Regions from separate parts of the Mus musculus genome. Here regions 2 and 3 are each linked to region 1. A link is a loop called in an ENCODE intact Hi-C map of the cell type or tissue named here. Cell type or tissue: gastrocnemius. All regions are shown on one strand. Links, peaks and the distances in the headings refer to the core of each region. The heading gives the core; the rest is flanking DNA. Region 1 holds the start of Cd47 (CD47 antigen (Rh-related antigen, integrin-associated signal transducer)). Region 2 has its middle 88 kb from the start of Gm4802. Region 3 overlaps Gm15518 (a long non-coding RNA gene).

Region 1 (7,200 bases), core at 2,079-4,578:
ATGCTTTTGCTTTTTGCATGTTTGCCCTCATTCTCAATGGCAAGTTCATGGATCCTGCTGCTGAGGCATTCCTTCATCCATTTTGGCAGCTAGTTCTTCAGGACTCCAATACAGACAGAAGACCAGCATCTCTCTACGACCTCCCTGGGACCCCAACATCAGATTGAGACTGTTGCAATAGTCAGTATCCTGAACTAAACAACTACTAGAGTTTGGCCTTTCTATTGGGAGACTGTCATTGTTGGAATACCTGGCTCATGGCCTATAAGTCACCCTAATAAGTCACATATATAGTCTGTGTGAAGCAAGAAGGAAGTTAGATTCAGGGTGACTCAGTAGCTAGTGATGGTTGAAACTTACAGAGCCTGACACGAGGCAGTTTATTTTGGGCATATATAAGTACAGTAAAATCTGGGAAAAGGTTTCCTGATGTAACACAATACCATATGTACAGTGGATCATAATTACACTGAAATTCTTCTCAAAGCTCTGTCATTTCTTCCATGAAGATGGATTCTCCAGATGTGCTATGTGTGTTATTTTAAGGGCCTAGCAGATCTGTGAAGTATGGTTTTGGTCAGACAAATAGTGCAGAGGCCATCTAGACTACTAGCTTCCTCAGGCCCTGATTGTGGGAATTTGGGGGAACCGGGAATGGCCTAGCCCTACAGATAATGCAGCAGCAGTCACATAAGCTACTAGCTACCTCCACTCCCAGGCCTCTGGGTGTGGGAAGCAGTATAGATTCCTTTGAAGAGACAACCCTGAATATTTAACATTTGTGGTTGTTCTAGTGATTATCTGTAAGCACACTTTTTATGGTGTCTTGGAATCCTAACATTGAGGAAGAGGAGACAGGCAGATCCATGGAATTCACTGACTAGTCAGCCTAGCCTATATGGCAAATTCTGGGCCAGAAGTATTTTAAAATATGATCTTCATTTGAAAGCTAACCAGAATGTCTGGGAAGACATTTATTCTTTAAACTGTTTTTTTTTTTTTAAAAAGGTATAGACACTTTCAGAGAAATGATACACAAAGTAATTCTTTAGTCTCTACATATAAGCACAAACATGTGCCCTTGTACCAGTACATGCATGAACATGAAACACCCACATATATCATGGACATATAAGTAACCAGAAGCATCAAGAGTAAGTATATTGCTGTATCTATATAAGATTTTAGATATGGTCAGAAGCAGATGTAAGATTGGGAGGAAAAGGAAAGTTAGTATGAGGCTAACCATGAAAGAGGAACTAGTCATGAATTGAGAAGGAAGGCTATGGGGTAACTACGTGTCTTATCATAGATACCGACTTCTCTGAGCTTGTAACTCCATATTCCTCCACTCTAAGGTCAGAAGTGATTCAGGGGAAACCACACGTCTGATGAAAACTCAAGGAAAGGGCCCAGGTGAGAGCTCCAGAGAACACCAGAATAAGTAACTCCAGGCCCATGGTACCTCTTCTGTTTCCTTATCTGAACTGGGCACAACACCCTACCCACAGCTTGTGTGGAGACTCTTAATTAACATAGTTAATGTGTGCTACCTGTGTTCAAAATATCTAATGTGCACCTATCCCCTCCTCTCTCATGCCAAGCTCAAAGTCTGGATAAAAATGTTTGGATCAATTGGAAGAGAACTTCTAAGGACTTTAGGTTCTGGACTTGGAGTTTAAGGTTCTCTCAGAGAGAAGTTATCAACTCTGCAGAAATTGCTATAGAACTTTTCTGGGATAGACTCAACCTCACGCCCCATCTCAAATGCCCGAGAGAACAGTTACCACCCTCTTGACTTCTCATCCAACCAACTTATGCCCATTCCATTTTCTGCACAAGAAGACAATCATATGGCCCCCGTAGCTCCCAGCATAACACAGAGCATCACTGGATCTCCACCTCTGCAGGTTGGGCACAGTGTTTTCCAGTCAGTAGTCAGCTTTACAGGGTTAGCTGCATCCAGGAACAGCTGACAGCCTTTTTTAGCCGAGCAGCTGCTCTCTGATACACAATGTCCCTAACGCTCAAGGTCTGGTGAGCGGTCATTGTTTTGTATCCATATCAGCATTAACCGGTTCCTTTGATAGTCGGAGGGTATCTGGTCTGCCATTGAAAACCTTAACCATCAGAACTCTTAAGTCACATTAACACATCATCTAGATCAATGGGGGTGGGGGGGAAAGGGAACTTTTGGGGTTTAAAGAATTGATAATGTGGAGGAAATCTCTCTCTCTCTCTCTCTCTCTCTCTCTCTCTCTCTCTCTCTCTCTCTTTCTCTGACACACAGACACACACACAGTTGTATACTAAGGGATGTTTGTTGAGTGCTATTCTCTGAGCGTAACAGCAATCATGTTCCTCAGAACAGTGGTGACTACTTGTGACTCTCAAGATAGGATGTGCTGACTGTGGATCTTTCCTCCAGGAAGGAGAGTGACAGGAGGGTCATTGAACCCTTACTTGAGATTCTAGCTACTTCCTCTTGCACCTCTCAGACACCCCTAAGTAGGTGCTAGAGTATGCCGACTATAGAAGGGTATCAAAAGAACGGGGAATTCATGCTGCGGTGAAATTTTTAGGTGTGGTTGCTTTCAGATCTTCTGCGCTGCTGGGTGGGAAGTAACTTATAGCAAGCTCAAGAAACCTTTTGGTCCAAGACTGACTTCGGTGGAATCCTACTTTAGTTTGTTGTTGGTACCCTATCTGGGAGGGAGTGGTTATTTCCTTAGGAAAATAATCATGAAATAAGGACACTGTCACAGCATCATAGACAGTGGCAAGTTTTATCCTGAATTGGATTGCTGCTACACTGGCTATTGAGAAGGAAATGGGGTAGAAGACTTTAAGAAGTGCAATAAATAGTGTGATAGTCTTTTAGCTCAGCTCAGAGAATATCACCCAGAATGGGCACCCATTATTACAGAGATCAAGTCCTTTTAGTCAAAGGACCTTTGCCTCAGGGTGAAGAGAGTGGCTTAGAGCTACACTTTTAAACCTATTCAAGAACTGAACTCAAACAGGTCAGAGGTCTACACAAGGATGCAGACATAAGCCAGTTTCCCAATATTGCCGATAGCGTCAAGGATCTGTTTACTCACACGGGGCCTGTCTGCCACAATCCTTGTGTCTGTCACCCTTTCTCCTTCGTGGTTTTAAACTGCTCATTATGCATGGAACTTGATTGCCCAACCCTGCTTGGGGGATGAAAACATTAGCCAACAAAGAAAGAAAAACAGATAAGGAGGTCCACTTCTGGAACAAGTCAGACCGGGGAGAGATCAGGGCCAGGGGGAGCCAGAGGGAAGGAGTTCCTCGGGGGCCAGGACCTGGTCACAGCGCCCTCTCTCCGCCCAGCCCTGCGGCTCCAGGGCTGCGCGCCTTGGGAGGGAAGATGGTGAAAGCAGAAGCAGCGCCTACACCGGGAGAGCAGGGAGGAGGAGTTGGACTGAGGTTGGGCGGCTCCGAGGTCCAGGGCGAGCTTGGCCAGAGGGAGTAGAGAGCAGCGGGGCTGCGCAGGGACGCGTGCCGTGAGTTCCGGTGAGCGTGTGTGTCCCATGCTCCCGTCTTTCAGGCCGGCCCAGGACACGAAGCCGGAAGAGAGCTGGCTGGAGGGACGGGGGCCGTGAGCAGAGAGTGCAACCCGCGCAGCCCCGGGGACAGGCTGATTCTTGGCGCTCTCCGCCGGAGCCTGCCCAGGGCTGGGTGTGAGGCTGGCGTCACGTCAACGAGCAGAGGCGGCCAGGCGGGGCGGAGTGCGCGTGCGCGGGGCGGCGAGCACGCGCGCGCGCGCACCCCCGGGCAGCCTGGGCGGCCGCTCCTGCCTGTCACTGCTGCGGCGCTGCTGGTCGGTCGTTTCCCTTGAAGGCAGCAGCGGAGGCGGCGGCTGCTCCAGACACCTGCGGCGGCGACCCCCCGGCGGCGCGGAGATGTGGCCCTTGGCGGCGGCGCTGTTGCTGGGCTCCTGCTGCTGCGGTGAGTGGCTCGGGGATCCCGGCTCTCAGGCTGGTGCGCAGCACCCAGGCGCCCCCGCAGGAGTGTGGGCTGCACCCCCGCCGGCCAGGCGGCGCCCGGAGGAGAGCAGAGAGAAGAGGAGAGGGGTGGCGGGATGCGCGGGCCCTGCGCACCCGGAGCGCCACTGTGGGAGGGCCCGGCGGGGCATCGGCGCCCCTGCCTCCTCCCTCTGCTCTCCTTCCCTAGTCCCTTTCCCCCCCGGGGAGAGCGGGCTGAAGCTCCTCACTCTCCAGTGCGCACACGTAGGAAGAACTGGGAACAACCGCAACTGTGCAAAACCCCAACTGCAAAGAAAGCGAGGGGGCAGCTGCCGCCCCCCCCATCCCCTCCTCTTGCACCCCTCTCCTTTCTCAGAGCTTTCACGCAGCATTTGGGGTTGAAGGACTAGAGTGGGAGGCCCGGGCCTCTTGTGATGAAGTGCGCATTTTGGTGAAGTCGACCAGAAAGGCTTTTTGCCCTACCGCGTAAGCACTGGAGCAGAGAGAACACGGTGGACCCAAGTTTTATTTCCCACCCAGCTTTTATCGAAGCTTTTTTTTTCTTTCCCTCCCTCTGACCGCGTATTTTTGTGGTTGTTGTTTTGAATCCTCAAAACAAGCTTCCTGGAAACACTTCTCGTGACACCCCCGCTACCCCCCTCCCTTGCCAGCACTTTAATATATTCCTTATTGTAGATTAAAGTTTTTTTTTTCCCTCTTCCTTGGAGCAAACGTATTTTAAGATTTGCCCAGATATTGCCAGTGGTCTAAAGACAGTAATTGCCAGGGATGCACCTCCTCTTTTGTAAAGTATTTTGCTGTTTATGAACGCGTACCTCCTTTGTAAAAAGCCGAGGGAAGAATAGGAATTTTTGTGACCATATACCGCCCGGCAAGCTTCATATCTGCAGATTCCTCTGCGAACTTTTGGTAAGAATCGGAACAGACTTGCAGCAGGATAACAGCAAATGTTAAATTTGTCTTAGGATGGATGCTAAATTAATTGAACCTTAAACTGATGGTTAACCTCACAATGCCTTATAAAGGCCAGTGTTTGGGATCTATTTCCAAGATGCCCTTAATACCCTGCCCACCACTTCCCTCTCCCAATCATCCTGGGTGTTGTAGCTGATAATAATAAAGACCTGTGTTATCTAAATTGTTGGTATTGGATGTTTTCTGATTTTAGTCGTTTTTACTGTGCTTGTTACCATCGTTATCATTATAACACTGTTTTCAAATACCTGTTGTATAATCAGAGAGCTTTCATATTGAGCCAGATACAAATCTGTTATAAAATGCTACTGATTCAGACCATGGACAGTGAATCTTGTTTGTCTGAAGAGTGAAAAGTCTAAGCCATATATTATGTTTTTTTTTAAGCCTAATTCTCAAGTAGACTAAAAAGCAAAATTATTAGAATTGTAGTTTTGGTGATAGGAATTGTGGTAGGCCTTTGTTAGCGATAATTATGATCACATTCATTAATGCTCATTTTGTACAATGTTAGTACATTTGGTTCTATAAGGAGTTGCAAAATTCAGAACTTTCACTATTTTTATTGTGTTTGCTATTGACTAGGAAAGAAAAACAAACCCAAAATACAGGCATTATGGTTTGGGGTCGTTAGATGTTTGTAAATCAGCAATTGATAATGTTTGTCAAAGATAAGATGGACTTTTGTTTGTGTATCATATGTAGGTTCGAAAGAACACACATGAAAGCATGCTAACAGTCTCAGAACACAAGCAGTAGGGAACCTGGAGACTGGATTTAGCATCTAGCATGAGATGAAAGTCACGGATTTTTAAGGTTCATTTGTGCTGAAGTTCGATTCTGTTTTCAGTTTCATTTATAATGAAATGGGTAACCAGGGGCCATGTCCTTGTAATCTTCACAGTTTCACTGACCTCTGTGGTAAAGGGGGAGTGGGGTGGGGTTCCAACACCCTCTTCAGCCAATTACAGCGGAGTGCAGCCCCATGTAACCCTTTAGAAGATGTGGAATGAATGTCTGTATTCCTTCCCAGCATGTCCAGTTATACTTCCTTTAAAGGCATAGCAGTTTCCAGGGTAGTCACCAACTAGTAAATAAAACCTTAAATAAATAATATCAGTTGTATATGTGAACCATTAAAATTTTTTTTTGATGGTTGAGTTATTTTTCTTTGTTCAGAGTGACTTTTAAAAGTCAGGCATGCACGTGATTAAATTAAAAAATGTTTTTATTATCTAAATATAGCAGTAATTTAGCTGCTCGCATAAGAAGGTTTTCGTTTCTCCTGAAGAATAGATTGTTTTAAAGCACACGTTGCCAGTTTAAAGGAATGAACGCTTCTGTATGCGTCCTTGTTTGTGGGGCTGCATCAGCAGTCTGGAACTGCATGCTTTTGTACTGCATTAAATGTCTAAGGTGGCATACTTCTGCTGTCTTCTTGGTTTGGCAGATGGCTTATCTTCATCATGGAAGTGCTAATGAAAGTGTGGAAGGCCAAGTTCTAAAGGCAGAAGTGCCCACCCCCTCCATTGATATATGTTCTGAATACAAAGTCATCAGAATTCGTGGCTTTACTTTCAGCAGCCTTCTTTCTGTGCTCTCATGTATGGGAAGTTTTACCTGTCTTCCAGGCTTTTGCTGTCATAGCTTTTTATATCAAACACAAAAGTCTACATTTTTATAGCTTGTGCCTCAGTCTAATGAAACCCGTACCCGATTATAAAGTTACTTTCACTTTGCATATGAGTGCAGTAACTCTTTGGAAAGAATAGGAATAAGGTTGTCGATTCAATTTTGCTAAACTCAGTATAGTGCAAAAATAGGAACCAGAGCACTCAGCAGAAGTTCTCACTTCCCCAGACCAGTGGTTCCCAACCTTCCCAATGCTGCGGCCCTTTAATACAGTTCCTCGTGTTGTGGTGACCCCACAACCATAAAATTACTTTTGTTGCTACATACTAACTGTAATTATGCTGCTGTTATGAGTCATAATGTAAATATCTGATATGCAGAATATTTGATATGTGAGTCTGGGAACGGATCCTTCAAAAAGGACCATTCAATCCTGCTCCCCCCCCCCCAAAAGGGGTTGCCACCCACAGGTTGAGAACCATAGCTCTAGAAAAGACTACAGACGTGGAGTTTCCCTCTTGGTGGCTGGTTGCATGGAATTGAAACAGAAATGAAAGGCTCCGCCCTTGTCTGAATATTT
Region 2 (7,200 bases), core at 2,613-5,112, 350 kb before region 1:
CCAGGCCATTGGATTATCTTGTCTTGAAAAAAAGATGACTAGCAATGAAGAATGACACTCAAGGTTGACCTTTGGCCCGCACACACATATACATAAGGACACCCATCATGAGCCCACAATACTCTGTAAACACACATATCCCCAAATATAAAAGGCTATTATGTAGCCTTTCTATTAAGGATGAGGGATGCTTCCTTAACTGTACCTTATTCATTTCCAGATCTGCTTAGCCACAATGGCAAGGATTTCTGCATTGCCACATCATACACATACATTTGCACATTGGTAAAAATAGTGCAGACGAGTGAATCCCTAGAAATGAAATTTCTGGGTTAAAGGAATGAATTTTAAATTTTGAATATGCTGCCAAACGGCAAGCCAATAAAGCAGGATGCTTCCTGTGGAGCCAATGTGGTGTGCATGATGTGCTTTGGAAGCCAATCTGTTGCTCTCAGAGTCTTCTCTGTTGACCTGTGTTGTACTTGACCAGCTCTGACTGGAGTCTTGTCTGTTGACCTGTGTTGTACTTGACCAGCTCTGACTGGAGTCTTCTCTGTTGACCTGTGTTGTACTTGACCGGCTCTGACTGGGCTGTGAGATGTGTTAGAACTGTAGCCCCCAAACTCAGCCATGTAACCACCTGGGAACAGGAAGCCAAGCCCACCACAGAATTTCTGATTCAGTGGATGGAGCCTGCAAATTTGCATTTTTTACAGGCTTTCAGGTGAAGCAAATTCCCATACTTAGGGTAGGACTGGAATATGGGGGCTTGTTTTGTTCTGTTTTAAGCTCTGCCGGTGATTGTAAGGCATAGTCAGAGTTGAGGCAAACTTCCCCTACATTTTCTCCAAGCAGGAAATGATTATTATTAACCCAAGAGTTTTCACTTGATGTCTTTAGTATTGTAAGTTTTTAACATTCTTGGCTTAACTCATTATAGCATATGACTTCAGAAACAGAGGAGCAGATGTGTTCTTGACTCTCATTCTTCTGGCTCCAGAATTCCTGGTACTATTTGGCCCTGCTCCATATCTTTTAGAGAATAGAGCCTCTCTTCAGGAAAAATCTGAACCAACCACAGTAGTGTAGTATCAGGTGTCTAAGGCTTGCCACTTTCTGGCTGACTCGCTGTCAAAGGCTTGTGTTTATGAGAGGCTCACTAGAACTGCCCTGTGTCTGAGTGAAAGCTACTGTCCTTCTAGAACCCCATCTGGCTGGCTGGACTGTCTGGGATCATGCTTTGGCTGCTGGTGGATGGTGTCCTGCTTATGCTTAAAGTTTCTATCCCAGTGTTGATTGGTGACTGGCACAATGAGACACTGGTATCAACAGAGAAGCACACCAATTAAAGTGCAGGGATTCCTGGACTGGGGTCTGTAAACGAGAGGAACTCTGTGTAGAATCTAGCACACCCACTGAAGTGCAGGAATTCCTGGTCTGGGGTCTATATGTGAGAGGAACTCTGTGTAGAATCTGACATGGCTCCTGAGAAGCAGAACTATGTGAAGTTATATGTATGCATACATATGTGCAAGGCACAAAACTCTGAATTAGGCTCTGAGGACCCCAACCTTCATCAATTATTGAGACCATTTCTGGCAGCTGGCAAAAAAATATATCATAGAAGGGATGCCTTCTAACTTAAAGTAACAGTAATGGGTAGCCTTGCCGTAAAGTTACCAAGGATAAAATTGGTCCCAGTAGTCCTTTGTAGAGAAAGTTGTGCTGATATCATGGAACAGAGATGAAACCTCCTCTCCAACATAGATGGTCTTTCCTCTCTCCCCAGAGCTAGTTTCTAGTCTCATGAACCAGATTTGAAACCGCATCAAGAATTTAGCAGAAATGGAAAAGGTCATGTTATTGAATCAATAAGAGGCCAAAGCCCAGGCCACACTGGAAGAAACAGAGGTAGATCAGAAGGGAAAGGAAATTCTTCCTTGGTGTAGTGGCTGTTCCTGGTTGTCAACTTGACTATATCTGGAATGAACTGCAATCCAGAATTGGAAGACTCACTTGTGATCCTGATCTTGAGGCCAGAAGATACAAGTTTCTGACCTGGATCTTGGCATGGAGATCTTGGGGTATAGTGGCTATGAATCCCAGGAGAGTAAAGCAAGGAGATCTCGGAGTTCAAGGTCATCTGGGATAAAGCAGGTCCCAGGTCCAGGTGTGGTGGTACACACGTTTAATCTAGGCCACACCTTCTGCTGGAGACCTACGTAAGGACATTGGAAGAAGGAAGATCCTCTCTCTTCTTTTCCTGCTTGTCTTCTGGGACTGAGCAACTGCTAGATCTTTGGACTTCCACTCAAAGCTGCAGCGGACCATTGTTGGGAAGTTGGAATACAGTCTATAAGTCATCACCAAATCCCTTTACTATATAGAGACTACCCATAAGTTCTATGACTCTAGAGAATCCTGACTAATACACTAGGGAAGATCAGCCTTCCCGAATTAACATGTACCACAGTATGGCACCTACCCATATGTCCATAACTCCAGTCTCAGGGGATCTGACACCTTCTTCAGACTTCCTAAGACACTAGGCATGCCACTAATGAGTATACACATATGCAGGCAAAACATCCATACAGGTAAAATGCTGTTTATTTGGTTTTTTTTTTTTTTTTTTTTTTTTTTAGTCAAAAGACTAAATATTCTCATAGCTATCTCCTCTTCAAACAATCAGCTAGAATCACTTTCCCTTGGCCCAAAGAAAGACCTTAGATAGGTTTTGAATGAGATTCTATGTGGTATTCTCAGACAATGTTTCTGAAAGCCCAGCCTATTTGGTAGAATCTTCAGTGTTAAGATACAAAGGTCACAAACAGTATCTGGCTTTGTCCCTGGGGTAGGCTACATAATTGGGAGAATCCTGAAAATGCCCTCATTTCCGAGAAGACTGAACAAGTGAACTGACAAGTTGGTTAATAAACCCTATGTAACCTCTTGACTCCCAGATGAACTCCATCTTCTTGATTCAACCTTCAACTGTAGACACATTGACTCATTGAAATTCAGCAGCTCTCTATACCACCACCAGGACAGGAAATAAAAGGCTCAGCAACTAATTTCAGGCAAAGACCTTTAGGAAGACATAGTTATGATAAAGACTGAGAGACCACCTGTACAAGCAGTGTCATTAGATCCACCTCAGCACTACAACTCTATCAGAAGCCAGGGAGGCAGATGTGTCCACTCGGCACTGTGTGCAGCTTTCCAGTGGCCAGCTCAGCTGGTTCTAGGTCATACTTATTCCTTTGTGTTTTCCATGTTTGTATAATGAATATTTTCCCATAATCGAATGAGTTCAGGTGGTAGAGTGGTGTCCCTGGAAGACTAGCTCTCATTTGCTTGATGAACTGTTTTCTTTACTTCCTGTCTTTGACTCTCTGACTATCCTTTCTGGGGGCCCACTGAAACAGCTATGTTAGCTATAAGGCTTCAGTGGTTAAAAAGTCACACGTAAGGTACTTTTCCACTGCCAGCTTTAGCTCTGTGTAGTATATCTTCCTTCTAGTGCGTTCAGTCAACCATCACTCAGCCCAGAGGGTGACATTGAGGACACAGCGCTCATTCCATTAGTACCACTAGATGGCAGTATATTCTACCAGCCTCATCAGGGCATGGCTTTATCAACTTGGCCATGTATTGGGGGTTTCTTTTTATTTGTTTGAGAATTTCATACAACATATTTTGAACTTATTAACCCCTGTCCCAATTCCTTCCTGAACGCACTCAGACACCCTCCTTCCCCATCCACCTAATAATAATATGCAGTTCCTTTTTTTCTAATTTCCTTTCTTCCTTCCATTCTTCCTCCCTTTCTTCTTTCTTTCCTTCCATGGAGTCATTCCCTCATAATGGATCTGAGGGCATGCATTTACAAGAATATATATATATATATATATATATATATATATATATATATATATATATATATATATGCATCCTTCCTTGTTCTACATTTAATACTCTTGACTGATTCATCCTAAAAGTGGAATATTCTAGAAAAATTCAAGCATAATAAATGTAAGCATTTAAATATAGTCACATCCAACCTGGAAGTTTTCTATTTTAAAAACTACTTTAGAATTCCAGTTCTTGAGCTATAGCTAAAAGGCCTAAGAATTAATGTGTGTATATATATATATATATAAACTCAAGTTATCCCCGGTGAACTCCTCTAAACCTTCATGTTCTCAGTGCATTGTAGAAGGTTAAAGGTGTCCATTTCCTCTTGAAGAGACTTACCATTCCCTCTGAGTACGTTCTTATCTAAGTGTTTGCTTGGGGTTTATACTGAAGTCAGCACCAAGATAACAAAGGAGATGTAACTTTTTTTATTTGAGAATTATTATTCTGTTTTGCTTTGAAAGCTAACGGTAAGCATTCCTCGGGCTACAGAGTTTGGTTCATCGTTAGAACTGGCCAATTAGAATTGGACAGAGTTAACTGGCCAATAGACAGTAGTCCACTTAGGTTCTCATGTCATTAATATCTAGCAATGTTTTGTTTGCATTTCTTATTCTTTTATATACATTTTGTCTTTGGAACAAGTCTTAAAGTGAACATGTTAAAAGTAGGGGCATCTTTATAACAGTCCTGGGAATAAATCCTTCACCTTTATCTAACTACTCAGAGATTCAGTAGATCTTCCTACCATAATAAGAGTCCTTTACACAGTAAAATCTGTTAAGTGCATCCTGAACCATTTTATTCTGCATTTGGTGGCATTAGGGCACTACTGTGTTGCTTGTTCCCTAAATGCTTTTCCCTCTATCTGTCTGTAATGTCTATAATTAAACATAAGGGCCCAGCTAGGAGTTGCATCCTTCCTTGTTCTACATTTCTAATACCCTTGGCTGAGTCTTCCTAAAAGTGGAATATTCTAGAAAAATTCAAGCGTAATAAATGTAAGCATCTAAATATAGTCACATCCAACCTGGAAGTTTTCTATTTTAAAAACTACTTTAGAATTCCAGTTCTTGAGCCTAAGAACCTCAGTTCCGTGAGGGGAAAAATATGGCCTGTACAAACAACTAGTCCATCCTGTTCTAACCTTTAGGGTCTAGTTTGAACCCAGAGCTCTCCCAGGAACCCTGAAGAGAGCTGCTTCAGCAATGGAGATTTTTGAGATTTAAAGAACCCCAAAAGTTCAATTCAGGCAGGGCCTTCGTTGGATGCCTTTAACATATTCACTTCAGAGAGCTCTGGAGTGAGATGAGAAGAGTCTCCGTCACGGCAGCTTCAACTCTCAGAAGCGGAAGCAGAATTTGAGAAGAAAAGGAAGAAACAGAAAACCAGAGGTTTGCACCCTCGCGCTGATGAGCAGCGGCTGTGGGTTTCGGAATCTTCTCAGGAACAGAGTACATCCTATGTGGCTGCCTTTAGGACAAGGTTTGGGGTCTTGCCAAAAAAACAAAGCAAACCAAAACCAAACCCAAACAAACAAAAACCAGTCTCACTGAGCTCTAGAACCTAGGGCATTAGTGCGATATCATTCACATGGAGCAAACAATGCTAATAGCTGCAGGTTTTATTTTCTTATGTTCAGCTGTCATATGAGGCCCCAGGAAAACATCAAAATGCACTCACAGGCCACACACACACACACACACACACACACACACACACACACACACTCGCGCACACACGCAGAGGGGGGCGGGGTGAGAGAGAATTCGAGTATCCTTGAATTCAAATCCCTTTCTTAGGTGTCAAAAAACTGAAGATGCTGAAGCATGGAAGAAACACCTGTCAGATGAGAAAGAAAGAAGTGTTTGCAAGTCCCTGCCTGCTACAGGGAAAGGGCAAAGGCAAAACTATGGCTGCTTGATGCATCCCTACTGAAAGGACTGAGTGTTAATGGTGTTAGTGTAACTAAGTGACATAGGCTCCCATTTGCTGGATCTCTTCTTTATTCTGTCATGGCAAGTTGGTGACTTCACACATTATGTTGCTTAGCTTCTAGGGGGAAGGTGGGAGATAAAACAAATCAAAACAAAAACAAAACAAAAAGCCCACCAACTACAGAAGGTGGGGAGGGAGGGGAGGGAGTCAACATTGCCAAAGTGTTTCTCAGCATACAGATCAAAGGTACAATTACAAACTCGGGTGATTAACAACAATTATATTATCTATCTGATTAGTTCCCCTAGGTCAAAGCTATGTGTTAAAAAGGAAATCGTTTGAGCCTGAAGTTTAACTTGGTTTCAATATATTGGCTAGGCAACTAAAGGACAGTCAAAACCAAAACAAAGGAAGCCCATTAATGTGTAGACTGGCTTCTTTCTCAAAGGTTGTTTTCAGCCTCAGTTCCCATGAGGTCAATATTTAATAAGGGTGTCAAGCTAAATTTGGCTGCTTGTGTGTTTGAGTTAGCCTAGCTCTTGCTTTCTGGCATTTCATAGAATTGACTGTGGTGAGAAAATCTGGTCTACTTGAAAGACTGCGAATCAAGCTCTCAAAGAAGGTTCTGATGCACTGCAAAAATACTGTGCCTTGAAGTCTGTCCTACTTCCTTCCACAAAGAACAAAAACTGAAAGTACTTTTGCAAGGGAGAAAAAAAAAAAAAGCTTGATTTCAGGTAACGTCAAACCTCAGCTATAAATAAACTCTGTGAGGAAACTGAATCCGCAGAGAGTCTGTGTCGCATCAGGTACATCCGAATGTCGGAGAACAGCTTCCCAATTATAATCATCAGTGCAAAGGAAGTCAGAGATCCAAACAGCTAAGGTTAAGAGGAGAAAGCTGAAGGGATCATGAGCTGTGATGGGCGGGAAAAGGAAGGGGCGGCTGAGGCTCTGGCATGAGCTCAGTATACGCGCGTTAGCTGATGACTCACAGTGGCTATAATCAGTACATCCAGAAAGGACAGATGAGCATCTCACAAAACAGTGCGCACCACCCCAGACCCTCGCTGCTCTGTACGAGTGCAGATTGCAGCAAATGCCCTTCCCTAATCGTGTGATTCAGTCTGAGTCTAGTGCAAGGAGGAAAGGGCGTAGAATTCCAAGGGAAAATATATGTAGTCACGAAAGTCCAAGCAATCAAGAATAATAAGACAAATTTTAGACCTCAAAGGAAATTATCACCAGAAAGCAGGATGAGGTTCAAGGTCATGCTTCTGTAATCTCCATAGAAACTCAGGCAGTCTGATAATACAGAACCCAGAAAATTGAAGGGACAGAGAA
Region 3 (7,200 bases), core at 2,954-5,453, 89 kb before region 1:
TATTTTTAATGTTTTATTTCCTTGTATCTGCATTGATTTTTCTCAATACAGCATTCAAAAAAATTCAGGGTTCATTAAAATTCAGTATTCATAGGTTTTTGTTTTTTTTCCAATGAAAGGTTACAGAAGAATTAGAAAAGGTAAAGCAAGAAATGGAAGAGAAGGGCAGCAGCATGACGGACGGCAGTGAGTATGCCTTCAACAGGCAGGGGCTGAGGCCCGGAGCTGCGGCCAGCCTGGGCGCTGTGGGTCGGAGCAATGTGGGACAGTGTGGCTCAGCCAATAAGAGGTGCTTGGCTCGTCAACCTGGCGACCTCAGTTTTGTCTCAGATCCCACGACAGAAGAAGAAAACCAACTCCTGAAATCTATTCCCCGAGGTCTATACACTCACACACACAGAGATAATATATAAACAAGTAATCTATTTTTACTTGTTTTAAGACAAATAATTGGTACAAAAATGTCTGGTCATCAGAATATTTTGTTCATTATAAATCAACTGAGAAAAAAATTTTTAATCTAATTTAGATTTTATTAATTCAAAGTAACTCAGAAGAATAGAGTGAGAAATATTTATGTATTTTTCCTGTAACTGTTTAAAAATATATTATTATGTTTTCACCATTTATATACAAATGATCTTAAAAATACCCCAGATGACACCAGGCCAATGATGTGATGACATTTGGGGTTTCTCCCCTCCTAGCAGGAAGCCCTGTCTGAGCTGGGTTCAAACAGAGAATTCATCTCTCAGCAATTATCCTCCATTACGAACCATCCAGTTTGACCAGGCTAGTGGTCATCACCTCTGGCTTGTATTTCAGAAAGATCATCCAGGGTTCTAATGCTCTGCACACAGCCTGGCAATCTAAAGTGGGATGTGGGGATTTTCTTGCAGTGTCTCAATGGGTTCATTATTTGGATCTCAAATGCATCTTTCTTTCCTCTCTAGCTATTCTATTCTCTGTTCCTGTAGACAAACCTGTGTTGAACACATCCTTAAATACCCACTTAGCACTTCTTTTCCTAGAAAAGTTAGAAAATTTAGCCTCAGTACATCAAACATTGAACCAGTTCCCATCCTAAAACTCTCAGGTGTTTAAAATACCACCGCAAAGCTGTGTGAATGTCAGCAAGTCATTGGCTGTGTTTTAACCCTATTTCTGGCTTAAGACAAACCGAGGAAAATGTCAGGCAATTCCCTGACAAACTGATACTCGGAAGGAACGTTTTCATTTCGTGCTGTTTCTCTTCTCCAGCTCCTTTGGTGAAGATTAAGCAGAGCTTAACCAAGCTGAAGCAAGAAACTGTTCAGATGGACATTAGAATCGGTGTGGTGGAGCACACGCTACTTCAGTCAAAACTCAAGGAGAAGTGCAACATGACCAGGGACATGCATGCAGCTGTCACCCCAGAGTCAGCAATTGGCTTCTATTAAACACGTGGGCTTCCATGCTTCTGATTATTTCGTTTTTATATCAAATGATTTTTTAATGTTGCATTGATTTCCAAACACAATTTATACTTCTTCAAGCATATTCAGTGGGTATTTTTGCACATGTGTTAATATCATGGTGATTATGATGGCCAAAGCCTGTACAATGAATATAGTATTTAATAAAGTACTTAAAATTATCATGTTCAGAGAAGTGTTCACTGGCATTACCAATGGCATACTGCTGCCTGGTGGCTCATTAGTATTTTTTGTCTAAGTGACACATGGATCATGTGTATCCTGTGACCCTCTGGACTACTGACAGAGGACTGGTACCTCTGAGGATGCCCAGAGCTGGTACCATTCTACAGTGACCACTAGTACTTACATATTAGAGAAGCTAAGAATAGGAGTTAGAGTTCTTCGTAGGAAGCCAAACTTTCTTGCCTCATCTCTAGAGTTGATATTACCACCTCCTTAACTGTAAAAACAAGAAAGTTCAGTATCCACGTTAACAGGTGAAATCTAGTATTTGAAATAGTAGCTCTGCCATATTTGGCTCAGCTACTGTAACGAGGGAAACGATGCCTATGCCTGTGTCTGCAACCTATGCATTCACATGGAGTCAGCTCTGCAAACATGGTTCTGTAGAAGCCACCATGATGAATCCCATGGTCACCCTCTGGTAGTGACAGTCCTTTATTAGGCACCCTACTCAGCAATTTTTCTAGACTATGATTTCTAAGTCAGCCACATAAGCATTATTGAAGAGTAGCTTTTCTGGGCTGGGGGTCTGGGTCAGTTAGCACAGTTCTTGTCTGACAGGCAGGCTCTGGATTTGATCCTCAGCACTATAGAAACAAGTTGGTGATGCACACCTATGATGTAGCTCTCCAGGTGAAGCAGGGGACTGAAGTTCAAACTCATGGACCGGCAAGATGACTCAGTGGGTAAAGGCTCTTGCTACTAAGTCTAATAACTGGGGTTTTATCCCCAGCTCCAGTGGTTTGTACACATGTGTACACCTAGACACAAGTGTGCACACATAGACACACACACACAATAGGTAGGTAGATAGACAGAGAGACAGACAGATACCCTTCATTAGTTTGAAGAAGTAAAAATCACTTCATAGTAAATTTTGACTTAAAAATGCTTACGTTTATTTTTATGTTTAGGAAAAACATATTAAAATATAATTTTAAATCCTAGTACCTTTCTTCCCTAAATTTTTCTTTTTCTTGGCTCTTACTTTCTAGATATATAACACATTTATACACAGACACCTTTGGTGTTCACTAAAACTCCCAATTAGTTTAGATAAGAGAAAAGTTGATTTCTATCATAAACTACCACCCAAGACAATGGCAGTCAATACAATGGCAAGTAAGACAGTTCATTTAATCTATAAAAGGGAGTAATCCACAGTGGGATGATAGGCAATATGGAGCTCCTCTGCTGTGCTCAGTGCAATAGCCAAATAGAAAATGTGAAACAACTTCTTTGCCTAGGTTCTGTTGTAGCTGTGGATGCCAGAGGTCAACATGTGTCATTTTTGAGATAAGGTTTCTCACATGGATGTCACCAATAGCTTCATTGACCAGCGAGTTCTAGGGATCTCCCTCCCTCCTCCTCTATCTCCCAGTGCTGGGTTCGCAAGCACATTTGACCACAGCAGGCTTTGTAGTGGGTGCTGGGGATCTTCCTACTGCACGGCAAGCCGTTTACCTACAGAACCACCCCCCTTCCCCATTCCCTAATTATATGCTCTGCAAGGGTCTAGAGCATTGGTTCTCAACCTGTGAGTCAGGCCCCCATTTGAAGGTCACCTAAGACCATTGGAAAACAACAGATACTTACAGTCTGTAACAATAGCAAAATTATAGTTACAAAGTAGCAATGAAAATAATCTTACAGTTGGGGGTTACTACAACATGAGGGACTGTACTAAAGGATCACAGCATTGGGAAGGTGGAGAACCACTGGTCTAGAGGCAGGGACTACCCAACTACAAGTCTGTGCAATGCCTAGAATTCAAACATTGATATCTAAATTATCTTCTTAGAATTTTTTTAAACAAATGAAACCAACGCATTCCTTTTAGAGAACTGATTCCTAAACTGGGAAGGAAAGTATATATGTACCAAAAATGTCTGGCTCTGCCATAAAGTACTCAAAGTATGTTGGGGAAATATCCAATGAACAGCCAGATACAGAGACAAGTTGAGCATCATAATAATGAACTGTATAACCACAGGCCCATATAGATACGACTCCTTACAATAGGATGTCTGATGTGTGACAACGTGGATGCTGCACTTAGAAAAACACCAGCTGCAGGTACCATGCTAGCTAATTGGAGGGAGAATCATCAGTGAATGCCGAAACGACTAGGGGGAAGCTCGATGAGAAATGGGGTGACTGCATGGTTTCATTGTAGAAAAAGTAACCCACAAAGAGAGAAAACTGTCAATATACACTGGAAAATCCGGTACATACCACTTACATTAAGTTGATCAAAGTTAACATCACCAGTCTTGGACAACTACCGTTTACCACCTGAAGAGGGCACACAGTTGTTGGTCATACTGGAGATGCATAGCCTGAATATAATAACAAAATGACAGCCACGTCCCAGTTGAGAGGCTTGTACAAACAGCCTGTGTGCTTCAAAAGTGACTAGATGAGGTACAAGGACCAAGGAATTGTCCCTGACTATAGGGGAGAGCAGAAGCATGACACCTGAACACAGCACTGCTCTAGATTGGACCCTGGATCAGTAAGGAGATGTAGACTGGTGCTACAAAGTACATTTTAGCACAAAAGGAAAAGGTTGGGTAAGGTCTATACTTTAGAAAATTGCATCTTAATTTCTTAAGTTGGTTTTGAGCCGTGGTAATTGAAAAGAATTTATGTAAAATAGTACACATAATGATTTAGCCATAAAAGGGCATCATGCCAGCAGTGTAAATGGTTCAGGAGACGACTATGTGTGTATTGGGGGGAGGGGGAGCTAGAGTTGTATATAGAAAGATGAAAGTGATAAGTCATGACATAATAGTTCAATCCTGATTACCTTGATTGGATTCTGGCCCACATACAACATGTTCCATTACTATGTACAACTAGCATGTTAATTTAAAAACCTAACAGGCAGTATGGTTTTTGGATGCTATTTCTCAAGTCTCTACCAAGCAGGTGCCTAAGATTATGCTAAATTTAAAAGAATCACCATGACATAATATTGTTAACTAGTCATTAAAAGCTTTCACTAAAAAAAAAAACAATAGAAATTATGATAAATTGTTACCATATTGAGAATCTGGGAAACAGATATGTAGAAATCTGTTGAACTGTTGCAGCTCTCCTGTAAGTCTAAAGTAATAGTTCATACAGGTGACATGCAACTGGGCAGCCTCTCCCCCGAATATACCATTCATTTATTAGAACAATATGATCTTCCGTTGAGATGCTGTAGTTCACCGATAAAACAAAGTTATAATTGTATTCACTGATCAAATTGAACAAATTCTCAATCAATCCAAACAAGGTTTCTCCACCTCCCCCTTTCCCTTTCCCTTAAATTTGCAAGCAGTGCTTAGGTTTTTACTTTTGTGGTTTGTTTTTTAAGAGTATCAGAACCTCTGTTGGAAGGGTTCACAGAGAACATGCCCATGCAAATAGGTATGAGAACCCTATGTCATCTGGTGCTATGCCCCATCCCTTCACGGGTTTCAAGAGAGCCTGTGTGAGAACACGAGACGCCTGTGGATTTGGCTCAGAGCTCCCAGCATGGATGATGAGCAGGCACTCTGTGCTCCCTGAACACAACACAGTATGAAGATGTAGGCTTCCAGATGATCCACTGGCCATCCTAAAATTGGGCCAGACGCTGTTCTTAAAATTTGTGTACAAGTAAGAAAGGTCTTGAGAGGACTAAGAGTGTAGCTCAGTGGCAGAATGCAAGGTTATCATGCAGAAGGCAATCTGTTGAGGTCCTAGCTACAACCCCCGTTAATATGTTTTATATATTTAAAACAATGTTACAATAGAATTTTAGAAGGTGGAATTGTGTGACCCTGTTTGTGAAATTACAGTGATTATAGCTTCATTTTTTTCCAACTTAATGTGTCTAACAACTACAAACCTTAAACTGCTTATTCTTAAATTAGAAATTTACTCTGTTAAATAAATAAGAATGATTTGAATTCACATTTTTATAGGCTGTTTTATAGAATTTAAAATGCAAGAGGGAGAGCAATGGCCACCTCATATTAACAGATCTAAGTAATGCCTCGAGCATTAGAATCCTGTAATTGTGTAATTTTAATTCAGGCACAAAATTCTAATCTGATTTATGGTTCCACTCTTAGCACCTTGTTTCAACCCAGAGTGTCCCCTTTATTATCTGTCCGTGCCCTACGTAGTACACTAACACTTTCAAACTGGCCATCAAACTGCCTCCGTCAGCCATCATCTGCCCAAACTGTTGCTCTGGGCTCTTGGATGGCTTCAAGGTCCTGTGCATAGTCTCTGGGCTCTTGGATGGCTTCAAGGTCCTATGCATAAACCCTTTTGTATAACTCGGAAGTTACTTCATGGCTGCTACTCTCCTGCCCTGCAAAATATTCTCTGTGCTAACAGCTGGGAAACTCTCCATTGCCTGGGCATCAAAATCAAGTGGACAGCTTAATAAAAATACCTATGTGCCCCACCCCCACCCCTATCCAGAACTAAGCTACTTACAATTGGCAGGGGCAGGGAAGGGATGGCTGGTTTGCATGAGAATGGCCTCATTAGGCTCCTGCTTTTGACTGCTTGGTCCTGTGGGTAGAGATGTTTGAGAAGGAGTAGAAGTGTGATCTTGTTGCATGTGGTTTGTCACTGGTGGTGAGCTTTGAGGTTTTAAAGGCCTATACCGCTCCAGTTGGCTCTCCCGCCGCCATCTCCTGTTGGTTCTAAGCTCCTAGCTACTGTTCCAGTGCCATGCCTGCCTGCTGCTGCCCTGCTTCCTGCCATGATGGTCTACTCACCCTCTGGAACTGTAAGACCCAGTAAACTCTTCTGTAACTTGCCTTGGTTATGGTATCTCTTCACAGAAATAGAAAAGTAACTAAGACAGAGGGAGAAAATCGGTTTTCTTCAAAGACATGACCCTTGAGAAACATAGGTCTACCATGTTCCAGATAGCCACACACCAAAAAGTTTGGGCTTCAGGCTCAATGGATTGAAAAAGAAAATAAATTGATAGGGTAAGGAGGCTGGATCTAAAGAGAGGTAGGAGGAGTGATTTTGATAAAAATACATTGTATGAAATTCTTGAAGATTAATAAAAATTTTAAATGCCTAAGCACTAAGTCCCCTTCTCGAGTTTTACCCCATAGACATGGGTGTTTTGTTTTATTATGTTTTAATTGTGGGAGGGTTATCAGGGATTTAAAAATGCTAATGTTGATATTCAGTTATCTACAGAATCACCCATCTGAAGATCTCCCCCTCGCCCCCCCATGTACAAGTAAGCAAAACATTTCAGTGTGAAGAGATTTGTTTTGTTTGTTTGTTTTTTGGATTTTTTTAAGACAGGGTTTCTCTGTGTAGCCATGGCTGTCCTGGAACTCACTCTGTAGACCAGGCTGGCCTAGAACTCAGAAACTCGCCTACCTCTGCCTCCCAAGTGCTGGGATTAAAGGCGGGCACCACCACACCCGGCGTGAAGAGATTTCTTTAAAGAGAACTTAAACTCATTTTTCTTCTCGAGTAGCTT

What was found. Hi-C counts contacts between places; a loop is a spot of excess contacts. Peaks named below come from ENCODE experiments on the same cell type or tissue, not always from the same donor. Only the 100,000 strongest peaks of a DNase experiment are listed, where the experiment ranks them.
Region 2: it touches region 1 in a loop (3-fold over the local background); 14 of 42 quality-filtered maps call a loop at or near these places.
Region 3: a loop joins it to region 1, with 2.2 times the contacts of the local background. A loop is called at or near these places in 19 of 42 quality-filtered maps.

What each region holds. Positions count from the first base shown.
Region 1 is chr16:49,851,858-49,859,057 of GRCm38, forward strand. Cd47 (CD47 antigen (Rh-related antigen, integrin-associated signal transducer)) reads left to right here and starts at 3,804. Exons shown (of 9, transcript NM_001368415.1): 1 at 3,804-3,975. The coding sequence starts at 3,930. It also overlaps Gm4633. In gastrocnemius, for the core only: CTCF peaks have their summits at 3,333 and 4,034; DNase peaks (open chromatin) are centred at 3,737 and 4,148; H3K4me3 peaks cover 1,831 bases; H3K27ac peaks cover 2,032 bases.
Region 2 is chr16:49,497,445-49,504,644 of GRCm38, forward strand. No RefSeq gene overlaps it. Among named protein-coding and RNA genes, the nearest start is that of Gm4802, 88 kb to the left of the region's middle. In gastrocnemius, for the core only: a CTCF peak has its summit at 3,595 (motif pointing right); a DNase peak (open chromatin) is centred at 3,576.
Region 3 is chr16:49,762,482-49,769,681 of GRCm38, forward strand. Gm15518 (a long non-coding RNA gene) reads right to left here. Exons shown (of 5, transcript XR_003951928.1): 4 at 1,825-6,260. It overlaps Ift57 (intraflagellar transport 57), which reads left to right. Exons shown (of 11, transcript NM_028680.3): 10 at 120-186; 11 at 1,261-2,645. The coding sequence ends at 1,439. Among named protein-coding and RNA genes, the nearest start is that of Gm15518, 9.8 kb to the right of the region's middle. In gastrocnemius, for the core only: a CTCF peak has its summit at 3,994 (motif pointing right); DNase peaks (open chromatin) are centred at 4,024 and 5,223.